Regions from separate parts of the Mus musculus genome. Here regions 2 and 3 are each linked to region 1. Evidence: chromatin contacts called from ENCODE Hi-C or POLR2A ChIA-PET data. All regions are on one chromosome and are shown on one strand. Each heading gives the region's core, a stretch centred on a gene start or an enhancer-like site at or near the end of the contact. The rest is flanking DNA. Distances are from core to core; before and after follow the strand shown.

The links. A loop is a pair of places that touch in the nucleus more often than their neighbours do. ChIA-PET counts read pairs that join two places held with the same protein, here RNA polymerase II (POLR2A).
Region 2: a loop to region 1 is called in a map of T-helper 2 cell, with 2.3 times the contacts of the local background. The contact joins the promoter of Mpp2 here to the promoter of Grn in region 1. A Hi-C loop is called at or near these places in 1 of 37 maps with a recorded cell type or tissue (T-helper 2 cell). POLR2A ChIA-PET finds 5 or more read pairs at or near these places in 1 of 5 experiments (embryonic stem cell).
Region 3: a map of adrenal gland shows a loop between it and region 1 (4-fold over the local background). The contact joins the promoter of Nags here to the promoter of Grn in region 1. A Hi-C loop is called at or near these places in 1 of 37 maps with a recorded cell type or tissue (adrenal gland). POLR2A ChIA-PET finds 5 or more read pairs at or near these places in 1 of 5 experiments (embryonic stem cell).

The regions. Positions count from the first base shown.
Region 1 is chr11:102,428,161-102,432,453 of GRCm38, reverse strand. It overlaps Grn (granulin), which reads right to left and starts at 1,947. Exons shown (of 13, transcript NM_008175.5): 1 at 1,914-1,947.
Region 2 is chr11:102,085,979-102,090,271 of GRCm38, reverse strand. Mpp2 (membrane protein, palmitoylated 2 (MAGUK p55 subfamily member 2)) reads left to right here and starts at 1,757. Exons shown (of 13, transcript NM_016695.4): 1 at 1,757-1,852.
Region 3 is chr11:102,143,237-102,147,529 of GRCm38, reverse strand. It overlaps Nags (N-acetylglutamate synthase), which reads right to left and starts at 2,017. Exons shown (of 7, transcript NM_145829.2): 1 at 1,539-2,017; 2 at 766-1,040; 3 at 454-667; 4 at 1-166. The coding sequence starts at 1,943. Gm11586 (a long non-coding RNA gene) reads left to right here and starts at 1,223. Exons shown (of 3, transcript XR_880227.3): 1 at 1,223-1,316; 2 at 1,449-1,980; 3 at 4,178-4,293.

The DNA of each region.
Region 1 (4,293 bases), core at 698-3,197:
AGTGGTCAGTGGGGTCTGGTCTGGCTTCCCTATGGGCCAGCCACCGCCTACCCACAACTGTCCCCCCACCCCACCCAAGGGAAGGGGACACAGAGACTGGATCAGCCTTAAAGCTAACTTCATGGTGAGCCCTTCCCGACATCACCAGGGCACCTCAAACGGACCGCCTCCGTCTCTCCCCCCTCAGAAACCGAAACTCAGCTGCAAGTGGGAAGACCCAGCACAGTGCCTCACTGCCTCAGCAGGAGGAACCGAGCCTCTCACTTCCCTAATAAGCCTTTCCCCAGCCCAGCTGGCCTACCCAGCAACCCAGAATGACCCAACAATATTCAAAGACCCTCTAGGGAGTCTTTCTCCCTCTCCTTACTGTATTTCTCTGCAACAACTATGCAAAACAGTAATTATAATATTACTTTCACTTTTCAAATCCATGCCTAAGGATCAAGTCAGGGAAAAAAGACGGGATATGGGACTGGGTTCATATGCCAACTGGTCTCCCTGAATATTGTCAGAGAAGGACCCTGAATCCCAGAGGCCAGAGGTCCAAACAGGACAGGACAGAGCATTTTTCTGGCAGGTGACCCAAGCAGGATAGAAACAGGGTGGGAGCCGGGCGGTGGTGGTGCACACCTTTAATCCCAGCACTTGGGAGACAGAGGCAGACAGATTTCTGGTTTTGAGGCCAGCCTGGTCTACAGAGTGAGTTCCAGGACAGCCAGGGCTACACAGAGAAACCCTGTCTCGAAAAACCAAAAAAAAAAAAAAAAAAAAAAAATAATAATAATAATAATAATAATAATAATAAAATATTTAAAAAGTAGGTACAGAGACTTGGGTTTTAGTCCTGGAAGTGACACTCTATGTCAGAAATTGCTCCCTGTGTCTCAATTCTTCTCTGCCTGGACACTGGTGGCTATGAAAGACAGGAAATGCCACCCACACATGGCAGGCATGCTTTTGATCCCAGCATTTGGGAGGCTGAGGTAGGAGGGTTGCAAGTGCCAGGCCAACTTGGGCTATAAGGTGAATCCCAGGCCAGCCTGGGCTACATAGAAGGATCTGCCATCTTTCTCTTTCCTTCTCTAGGTCTTTTCAAGTGCCCTTTCACCTAATTCAAAGAACATCCCAGAGGCCATCTCCTAACCAGGAAGGGGTAGGGAAGACCCAGTTCCTCTCAACGGGGCTAGGGAGTGGTGAGCCCCTGGCCACCTCTACACTACACAGCTAGGGAGAACTGGAGCCTTTCAAAGCCCTAGCTCCGACATCTTCCACTAGGTGGCACCCCCCAACTCTGAGTGTCGAGGGGAAATGAATTTCCTAAAAGGTGAGCCAATCCAGATGAGAGGCAGCGGGGGAAAAGTGGCGGGGAGAGGCGGAAATTAGCTCTCTCGCCCCCCAAGAAAGGAAATAAAGCTGACACAACCCAGGGACTCAGCCATCACGCCCTGGTCCTGCTCGCAACCCCTTTGAGCTCTGGGGGCCAAGGGCCGGAGATCCCCACCCAATGCACGCCGCCGCAGAGAACACTTGCAGCGTCCGAAAGAGAAAGAGCCGGACCTGGAGACAGAGGTGGGAAGTACGGACAAGAGAGGAGCTGGCCCAAGAGTGGGGTGGTTCCTGTCCTGGAGAAAGGCCTGCAGCTTTCCGACATGCTGGGCAAGAGAAGCCTCTTATTGGGGGGGAGGGGGTGCGGGGAGGTGTCTCTACAACAACTGCCCCCACCCCTCCAAAAAAGAAAAGAAAAAAACAACCTCGTTAGTGCATCAGAAACCCCTAGGGGAGTTTCAAGAGGCAGGTCTTCTCTTGTCTCTGAGCTGAGACTCCAGAGGACCCTCAATTGCACAGGCAGCCTGGTCAGGCCTCTGGACCTCTGGACAGTAGCCGGGGAGATTGTCTGCAGAGGGTCCTCCTACCTGCGTCGGGGTCCGGGCTCCCTGGGAGGCATCTGGCGGTCAGCTCCAGGACTAGGGCTTGGCCGCACGATGGCCCGCCCACCTCAATTTCCATTAGCCATTGCTCGGAGATCCAGGGCTTCCATTGGTTACTTGTCTACGTAGAGGCGGGACTCTCCTGGAATGCTGTGTTTCTTTTCTACTCAGTTCACATTCCTCCTCCCTTTCCTCTTTCTCCCCACACCCCATTTCTAGGGATCATGTGATTAGAGAATCATATGACAACATAGCCCGCCTCCCCCAGGGCAGAGCTTGCTGGTTTGGGTTCTGGCGGCAGAGTGTTGCAGAGATGAGACACCTCATGCCTAAGGGCACCCACAGTTAGGAGAGCTGCCCTGAGGGCACGCGTTCAAGGTCGTTTACTGGAGGGTGTCTGCTTCTGGATCGGGACTTTTGTACATTCCTGTCTCTTCACGCCTGGCAGACAAGGACTCGAAACCAGTTGGAAGATGGTTGTGAGGGTGAAGATAAATAGTCCCCAGGTTTGAATGGGGAGAGTGGCTTAGACTAAATCTAATAAAGGTTCAAGGGCGAGTACCGGGCACTGTAGATGTGTGTAGGGAGGAGGCAGGAGATTGGCTCAAACTGGGGGGAAGAAGAGATTTAAATCCATATTGATAGCACTGCATTAAATTGAAGCTGAAAGAATTTTAAGAGGCTGATAAGGTGGGACAGAGGAACTTGAAACTAGATTGGGAAAGACAGTGAATCCTTTCCTTGGGTAGTTTATATCTTGTTCTTTACAGACAGCCTCTAGCAAGGGTTGAAAGCCACGTTCAAGATAAGGGCATTAGCCAAGTGTGTGGCACTGCCTGTGGAGTAGGCTGGTGGCTGTCGAGATGGAAGGGGTTTCCTTGTTTCAGCTGTCCCCACCTTCGAGGAATTGTTATGGTGGGTGAATAGAGACCATGGGGGTCAGCCATACAGTTCAGGACAGTGGGAGTCTTACATAGAGAGGAGTGCATGCAGGGTTGTGGAATTCCGTGAGGGCTTCTTACACTGGAGTCCCAGAAAGTGTGTAAGACTGGTGCATCATTCTGCATCCTGATGGTGTTAGCATAGGTGTTCCATGACATTCATACAGGTGTCCCCAGAACAGACCATTGCTTATGCTTCTAGTGAGACACAGCCATCTGCGGAGGCTGAGGAAGGGGTGCTGCTGAACCCCAGGAGTTGGAAACCAGACTCAGCAACATTGCAGCTCACCCTCTGAGTCAGGGTTTCCTGTGTTCCAGACGAGCTTCAGCTTGATAGATAGCTGACACAGAACTTCTCAGTTTTCTGCCCCCATCTCCCAAGCGCCACGATTGCAAGTGCAGATTGCCGTGTTTAGTTTCTGTGCTGCTGGGATTAGACCTAGGGCCTTGAGCATGCTGAGCTACAAGTGCTACCAACTGAGCTACATCCTAGACGCAGCACTGCCTCAAGGGGAAATAAAATGGGGAGCAGGTAAAAGCTTAACAAACCTGCTTCCTTTGTTTCACAAGACAGAAATGACTCCCAGAAACCACGACTTCTGACTTCTGCACACACACCATAGCATTAGCGCACCCCCAGACTTACATACGCAATCGCTTGAAATAAATAATAAAAAGGTAGAACAAACTTCTGGGGCTACAGCTTAATGGCATTGCTCTAATCTAACACGAGAGGTTCTGGTTTCCGTCTGAAGGAGGGAGCGCATATTTCACAGAACAACATTTGGACAGTCGATCTGTCCACCTGGTTTTGTTTATCAAGAAAGGGTTTCTCTGTGGAGTTCTGGCTAGCCTGGAACTCACTCTATAGACCAGGCTGGACTCAAACACAGAGAGATCCACCTGCCTCTGCCTCCTCAGTGCTGGGGTTCAAAGCCACATACCACCACCACCACCCTACCTTGTTTATCTTGTTTGTTTGTTTGTTTGTTTTGGTTTTGGTTTTGGTTTTTTTCGAGACAGGGTTTCTCTGTATAGCCCTGGCTGTCCTGGAACTCACTTTGTAGACCAGGCTGGCCTCGAACTCAGAAATCCGCCTGCCTCTGCCTCCCCAGTGCTGGGACTAAAGGCATGCGCCACCACGCCCGGCGTTTACCTTGTTTTTAAGGCAAGGTCTCTGTTTTTGCCTCTGCGCGCTGTGTGCTTCATGATACCTGGCCCTTAAGCCTCCAAATGATTTTCTTGACTCTGCCTCCCATCTTGCCATAGAAGATCAGCCTCTTCATTTTTATTTTTATTTTTTTTTTTACTTTTTATTTTGAGATGGAGTCTCCCTAAGTTTTCCAGGCTAGCCTTGAACTCACTATATAACCCACATAGACCTTGAACTTGGACTCTTTAGCTGGGATTATAGACATGAACCA
Region 2 (4,293 bases), core at 508-3,007, 340 kb after region 1:
AGAACTACAGGGAGAGGAAGCTCGGTAGAGTCCAGAGCTGGGTAGGGACGGCTTTGTGCTCAGCTTCGAGCAATGTGTTAAAACATTTAACCACACCACTAGAATAGCATGTCTTCATGCTATGTGTCTCTAGGACACACCTCTTCCCAACCCTTGCCCCAGTATGTTAGGTTCACAGAAACCGGTGCCTCATTTTCAACAAACAGGAACATAGTAATCTTTGTTGATAAATGTTTCCATCCACTAATCTCACAGGACTATTGCAGGAAACTATCAATCAAATGTAAGGTGTGTGTGTGCATAGGTGGGGGGTCAGACTGTAAGAATAGTGAGTTGGAATACACTAGGTGGATTAGAACTTGAATCCCACTGTGTCCTTGGGATCCTGGATGCAGTAAGTTTGCTGTGAATTGCTATGGGGGGTAATATTTGAGAAGTTTTGGGAGGAATCAAGATTTCTCTCCCCCACCCAACTAAGTGCAAACAGATTCTCTAAGCAGAGGTGAGTGGGTAAGATCCAAGGGAGTCTCCGAGGAAGGAGACCTCTTGTCCTGAGTTTAATTAGGAAGATCTAGTTTGGAAGCCTTTTTCCTCAGACAGAAGCCTGTAGTTCCAACCACCACCATCTGGGGTCGCTACAAAACTTTCTCTTCTCTAAGGAATAAGAGACGTGGGCTACTTAACAGCCTTTAGCATTTTGACCCATCGCTGGCTTTTCCCTACACCAATTCCCAACTGCTTCCCTTTGCTAACAGGGTCGGCTGGGACCACATCTAGACATGAATCCTCAAGTCAATTCATTTTCGAGATTTCCAAGCAAGTTTCCAGGATCTTAGAAGCTCAGTTATAAGAGGAAGATATAAACGCCCCGCTCCCCACCGAGCGCCTATTCCATAGGGTAGCGGAGGGGTTAGGGGGCACCCAAGTCAGGGAAGGCCCCGGCTTGCACAGACTGAATGAAGGCTGTTTTCCACTTGGGGCCACCAATAGTCTGAGGCTGTGCAGTATCTTTTACTAGCAGGTCTGGGAGGAGCCAGAGGCTGAGCAAGGCGGGCTAGCGGGCTTAACCCTTTGCTTTCTTCGTTTTGCTGCCTGAAATAGAATCTAGGGCCTCTCCTGCACGTTCAACCCACCAATGGAGCCGGACGCCGTCACTACTTATTTGTTGAAACGGGATTTAGGAGGGAGAGACTGTTTCTTCTGCTCTTGTGCCTTAAACAGAGGCAAGGATCAACTTCCCGCGTCAAGGCTAAAATTAGGATCTTGGTCCCTTTCATGAAAAAACACAGTCCCACTCTCTTAAATTTTCTGTTTTTCTTCAAATTTTCTTAGAAGCAGGCATGTGCCGTATGACTATAACGCCACCCCCAGGCTTATCCCCTACCAGAGTTAGTGTCCTGATGTCCCCTTGCTTTTCCAAAACTGTGTTAGGAAAGGACAGACGAAGCGTTCAGGGGACTGGTACGCTGGACTAAGCGGTCCCGTTAAGGGGGGTGATCCCATCGCGCTCAGTTTCCCCCCCTTTCTTTTATTAAACATCATCGCCCTTTTAAAGAATTCCTACGCGCCAAGTAACACACGTTGGTCCTGCTCAGAGTTGGGGGTCGTGGGCTTTGCGGTGCCTGTTAACCACCACTTCCCCGCCCACCCGCCTGCTCCTGGGAGATTACTTTACAGTGGACCGTAGGTTGCCGCGTCCCTTCCGTGTCCCAGCCCTCTCCTTTCTGTCTCCGCCCCTTCGCTCCTAGGAGACCTTGCCGCTTTAAGAGCGCGGCTAGCGATTGACAAGCAATAACCGCGGAGCGCCGGGCTGCGCGGAATCGCCCCAAGCTAGGGGCTCCCCAAAACGCAGGTAGGTATTCCTAGGCCCCTGGGCCAGCACCCACCTCAGAACCCTTGCCTCCTTTTCGACCTATCACCTACACTTGGGGATCCTATTCTCCAGGTCCAAACTCCTGGGCCCCTTCCCCAAGTCGCCCCACTCCCTCTCCAGCTGCAGCACTGGGCTCTCTGTGTGTGATGCCGGTAGGGAGAACCGAACCCCTCATCCCAGGGATGCTGGTTCCCATGCCAGCGATGAGGGCTCCAGAGGGACACCGGACACAGAGACGCTGAGCTGAGAGGAGCACAGGTATTTGCGCGGCCTCTCCAGGGTCTGTGTTGGGTTGGGGGGGGGGGGGGACTTCGGATCCCGGCATTACGTAAGAGCCGTGCTACTGGCGTTTCCGGCCCTGGGGGAGCTAGACTAAGATTGTACTGGGTCCCTTGGCACCCTGCACCCCAAGAGACCAACACCTCAGTCATTCCTGAGAGAGGGTTCTGGAGAGGGGCGGTCTGCTAACCTAGAGTGCCAGGCCAGGTCCAGGAGGTTGCAGGGTTTTGGAGCCAGGGTTTAAGGTATGGGGATTCCAGAGGGAATCAGCACCAGAAGCAAGGAGCCAGGGTCAGAAAGTTAGGTCAACTAAGGGGTAGTGGGGAATGAAGACCTGGGGGACGTGGGGGGGGGCAGTCATTCAGTGACCTCATCCCCTAGTCCCGGCGGGCACGCAAGCAAAGAACCTTCTTTGATGGCTCGCAACACGCCCCCTCCTTCCTAGGTCCTAGCGCCCGGCGGGTTAGGGCTGAATTGAAGGGGCGGGGGCAATCTGATTGTGAGTGCGGGCACGTCCGCCGGCTCCCTAGACCCCATCCTCCAGTCCTCAGTTATCTACAGTTCTCCCCATAACCGTGTCCGGCTCCAAAGTGCCTTTGTCAGGCGTTCGTCTTTCGCACCTCTCTGAGTCTGCACCGATGGAGCGGGGGTGGGTGGGAGGATGGAGGAAATCTCTCTCTTTGAAGCTGGCGGGCTTCACCTACACACCCGGGGGACGGGGGTTGGATAGCTTGGTGGCGGATGTGCGTGTGGAGGTGGGAGTGGGAGGGCCTTAGGTTTAGGCTTTTGGGCGCCGTGATGCTGGTTTCGTGATGACTGGGCCCGGGGACCTTGGCACGGAACCAGGCTAGCTTGCCTGGCACTGCCGTTCTCCTGTGGGCACGGGCGGCCCCGCCCTCTCAGAGGCTTGGGTGGGGGTGGGGCAGAGCGAGCCGACGCCGTGGGAACCAACTCCTCAGGGAGCAGACCCAGGCTTACTGGGCAGGACTCCTGGGCCTAGGGTTTCACACAGGCTCCTCCCTGGCTCTTCCCCGTTTCCCTGCTCCAGGAAAAGAGGAACCACAGCAAGCACCTCTAGTGGGGAGTATGGCCCAAGGCCTGAGAAGCTGTCCCCTGCTCTCTAGGAATAAGGACATGGAGTTGACAGAGGGGACACTGGCGCTGGCACAGTGTAACCTGGACATTTCTTTTAACCAGTGGTGCTAGCGTGAAAGGGGTTCCCCTCATCTCTCTCTCTCTCTCTCTCTCTCTCTCTCTCTCTGCAAGTTCGATTTTTCTGGAAAAGATCCGGGAGGAAAGGGAATCGTATCCCTCACCTTTGTCATTTGGTTTCTGGAGCTGTCATTATCTTAGGCTTGGGAGAGGGAGAGGGAGAGGGAGAGGGAGAGCGAAGAGGAGGAGGAAGAGGAGAGAGAGAGAGAGAGAGAGAGAGAGAGAGAGAGAGAGAGAGAGAGAGAATTTTATTAAAACCTGTAGTTGCTCCTCTGAGAATTATTTTGGGTTGGAGAGGGGAGAGGCTGGGAGGGTGGAGTGGCCCTATGGCTCCCCGTGTGGTGGTGGTGGGGATGCATTTAGTCTTAAAGTGGGCACTGCCAGCTGCTTCCCCCTACTCCCCCACCCTTGCTGAGAGCCACTGCCTCCTGTTGTCATGGCAACTGGGGAATTAGGGTTTTATCCAGTAACACATGCCCAGGAAGGCAAGGGGAGAAAGAGTAGTGGGTCACCCTGTTCTCCTTTCCACGGAGGATGAAGGAGCCAAGCTTAGCTTGGGAGACCCGGGGATGGGGATGGGACTGCAAACTCCATGCCTGCTTCTGGCTGCTGCCCTTCACTTCTCCCTGTCCCAACTCCTGGTGGAGAGAGAGAGAGAGAGAGAGAGAGAGAGAGAGAGAGAGAGAGAGAGAGAGAGAGAGAGAGAGAGAAAGAGCAGGAAAGGAAATATCATTTCTGTCAGCTGGACACCAGTGTTTGTGAGGGCACCCTCACCCGAAGGTTCTAGGCCTGGGGCACAGCGGCAGGTAGCGGACCTCAAGGCTGCCCCCTTGGACTTTCCAGGCCTGGGAAACTTTCCAGTGTTTGCTCATATCCTCGACGTCATTCTCCTTCCAGCTAAAGAAAGAACCAGAAAAAATATTATGTTT
Region 3 (4,293 bases), core at 768-3,267, 280 kb after region 1:
GTTCCGTGAGCAGCGTGCTAGCGGCTGTAATGACTGCGGAGGAGTAGTGCGGCAGGCGGCTCAGCACGTCCACGATGAGCCGAATCTGCTGCCGCTCTTTGATGCTCAGCCACTCAGCGTTGGTAACAAGGTCAAGGTCAGCGGGCAGGTTCACGTTGCTCAGGATCTAAGTCCCAGGAAGAAGATGAACCTCTAGCAGATTCACACCCATACCAAACTGAGCCTAGCCCTGTGGACCTCTCCGTGACCACTTAACTTTTATCTTCTCTGCTGGGAAGCGCTCAGATCTGGGAACCGAGGAACACCACCCCCCCCCCCCCCGATCTTCTGTTAGGTCTTCCTACTCTATTGGCTTGAGAGTGACTGTAGCCTGTTATGGGTTTACGTAGGGGTCACAGGGCCGGGGACTCAGTCTTGCTTAGTGTTATGACGTGGCACAGGAGAGGGGCGCACCTTCTGACTGTTATTCCGCAGGCCGCCTGAATTATTGAGGAAGATGATTTTGGTGGGCTGCAAAGCCTTGGCTAGAGATGCAGTCACCTCCAGCGAGTCAAGGAGCACGGAACGGCGCGCAGCCGTTTCCCCAATGGGGCACAGGATGGGGATGCTGTTGGATTCCAGACACCACTGCAACAGGTCTGTCTCCACCGCGACGATGCCACCGTAGCTGTGGGCCAGATGTGGTGCTTGAGCGGGACCAGGGCAGGGCCAGCAGAGTGGTCCGCCCTCTCTGAGGATGCCGGGGCAGGTTGGGTTGACACTAACCTGGCATGGGGAGCTGGCTCCGCAGCGCTCAGTACTGATCCGCCGCCAAAAAAGGGCACAGCAGTAGCCGCGTTGTGCCTTAGTTCATCCACCAGCACCTTGCAGCTCTGAGCAAGCTGCGCCTTAGCTTCCCAGAAGGAAAGACAGCCAGAAGGTGCCGTGGGGGTAGGCAGCCCCAGAACCACCAGTGGCTTCATGTCCATGCGTTGCAAGAAGGCCAGGGCGAAAGCCAGGCGGGATACCGCCTGCGGGCACCGGATCACCTCCTCATCGACCTGTACAGAAGTGGACGTTCAGGGACGCGACACTGACTCTAAGCCGCCTGTTCCTAATCGGGCTTTAGGACCCTCAGTGACCACATTCTACTTAGGAGCCATTGGGCCCCACTTTTGGCCGACTGCTCCGCCCTTTGCCCGTTGGGTCTTAGCCACCCCCTTATCTAGCACTAATGTTCCTCCCTCAGCTCCTCCCAGCGGCCTTGGACTCTGGGACACCTTGGGGGGAGGGGTAGTGCGACAGCTCAGCCGACTGAACCCCTAACTGCTTCCACGGTGAGAGGCCTTTGTCAGACATCACTTCTGGAGGCCCGGGCTTCCCAGCCTTCTCCTTAGCGCCAAGGGCGGTTTTCGTAGCCTTATGGCTTTCTCCATCCCCAGCACTAACTCAACGCCTCTGCTCTCCAGATTCACAGTTAGGCATGCTGAGACCTACGACGTACTATTGAACAGTCACCATCTCATGACAGTGACACGACGACACCGGGATCGGCTTACCTCCATGACGGCGAAGGGCTTGTCCACCGAATGGTAGCAGGTCTGGAATTGCGTGAGCCAGTGGCGTGCTTCCCCCGGGCTGGCACCACACTGGTTCAGGAAGGCCTGGATGTCCCGCTGCACCAGTGATCTGCCGGCGGGAGGCGCAGGGGATTCGAGGGGCGTTGGAAGCGGTGTCCACGACGGCTCCTCGACCGCAGGAGACTGGACACGACCCTTAGCGCCCTCGGCGTCCTCTGCGTGAGCCCTGGCGGTGCTGAGCCGGCGTCCCGGGCTGGCGCTCTTTGCCCCGCGCCGCCGCGCGCTGCCACTCAGTCTCCGTGAGCCCCCAGGACCTCCCGGGCTGCGCAACCTTCTGGCCGCTGCAGCAGACCGCAGGGCTGTGGCCACCCACGCCGTCGCCATGACGACAACCAAACCCACTCGTCCCCCCCACCCACAGGTGACGGTCGCTCTGGAGCGCACAGCACTAGGGGTTCTTAACTTGCCGCTGATCTGGGCTGGATCAGACTCGGGGCGGGATGGGATAGGAGGCCCGGAGTGGCTTCTGGGTGCGTTTGAGGTGTGGCAAGTCACAGACCAGAGGGTGGCGCCTCTAGACTTCTCCGCCCCTTGTGTATGGGGGTACGGAACCGTTAGTGAGGGTCACGAAGGTCAGATTTAGAGTGGTGGAGCTCTTTGATCTGCTACCAAAATGCTGGATTTAGAAAGCGCTCAGATGTCCTAGGTGTGCGTGCGAATTTGCAGGGTCATGCAAGTGATTTGAGTTGGAAGGAGTCTGGGAAAGTTGAACACAGGGGGTGTGGTCCTCACTGCAGCATATGGATACAAAGTCCTGTTGTCAAGCAGGACTTGGTGTGACATATTTGTACTCTCAGTTCCTTGGAGGTCCGGGCAGGAGGAGAACATAGGCTACATAGCGGGGGAGCCTTGTCTCAAAAGATAAAACCCAGAACTCCTGAGGCAGAGGCAGGCCTGTATCCACGAGTTCAAGGTCAGTCTGGTCTACTTTGAGAGTTCCAGGACAGCCAAGGGGCTACATATTATAGAGAGATGATCCCACTTCAAAAAACAAGAAACACAACAACAACAACAATAAACCTAAAAAAATAGACAAAAACACAAAACAAAACAAAATGAACGGGGGGGGGGGCGGTGATGGCCACATTTGGGAATGTCCTCCACATGGAGGAATCAGAAGGATCAGGCTCAAGGTCATCCTTGACTTTATAAGCAATTCAAGGCCAGCCTAAGCTAAGGAACCCTGCTCTTTTTCTTTTAAGGAACAGGGTTTCTCTGTGTAGCCCTGGCTGTCTTAGAACTCACTCTGTAGACTGGGCTGGCCTTGAACTCAGAGATCTGCCTGCCTTTGCCTCCAAGTGCTGAGATTGAAGGCATGCGCCACCACTGCCTGGCCTAAACCCTGTCTTAAGAAAATCTCATTTGGGCTGGTGAGATGGCTCAGCGGGTAAGAGTACTGACTGCTCTCCCGAAGGTCCTGAGTTCAAATCCCAGCAACCACATGGTAGCTCACAACCACCCATAGTGAGATCTGATGCCATCATTCTGGTGTGTCTAAATACAGCTGCAGTGTACTTATTTATAATAATAAATAAATCTTTGGGCCAGAGTGAGTCAGGGACTGAGCAAGCAGAGTTGACCGGAGCCATCTAAATTCAATTCCCAACAACTACATGAAGGCTCACAACCATCTGTACAGCTACAGTATGTAGATGTTTATATACATAAAATAAATAAATAAATCTTTTAAAAAGAAGAAGAAGAAGAAAAGAAAATCTTGTCTGAGTTCATGATCAGGTCAGTCAGGGTTTGTCACCTGCAGAACACTGGAGCCACCCTGAGGAAGCACTGTCACAGCCTCAAATGCTCCTCTGTTCCTGTTAATGCTTTAGGCTGTTTAAAGCTAAAATCTATGCCTATGAGGCTTGTGATTGAAGGCTTCTGTTACTTGCCAGAGACAGAAAAAAAAAATGCTTAAGAATAAGAAGAGAACAAAAACAAACCTATTACATTCCAGATGGAGGATACTAGGTGACATGTCCCAGATAGAATGCTGGGCTCTGTGAAACCCCTTTCCGTCATCCTCAAGGTGACCCCAGGGGAGGTGTTGTACCAATCACCCCATTTGCAGCCCAGGATCTTGAGACCCAGAACTAGATAGGAGCAGAGGATCCTTGGTTCATCAGCAGGGATGCTCAGGGCGGCGTGTGCCTGTGAACCTCCCCCCATCTGCTCCCTGTTAATCCTGTCCTGCCCTGGATACCCTCTATCCAGTCCAGGCCCCTGTTGTTATAGAGGAGGAAATGGGATTCTGTCATTGTAACGGGAAGGTGACTCAGCCAAGGTCACACAGCTCAGACACCAGCCATTGTATCATATCTTCCCTAATGGTTTTGTTGTCTCGCTGATCTTCTGCCTGTTTTGAAAAGGTGCCTTGCTTTATAGACCAGGCTGTCTTGGAACTCACCTCAGCATCTTGAGTTCAGGGAGTACAGGCATGTGTCACCACACCTACCTCTTAGTGTGGATCCCCCCCCCCCGACCCCTCAGGCCAGGCCCCCCAGGGTACCACCTAAAAGAGGCACAGTGGCCACCTGAGAATTCTGTATTATTTCCAGGATGCTGGACTGGGGGTGCAGTCCTGTGGTATATGTGAGAGATTCTGGGTCGTAGCCATGAAGGAAAAAAAAATCCAGAGGCTGCTGGGTGAGTGTGTTGACCCTTTCCTGGAAAC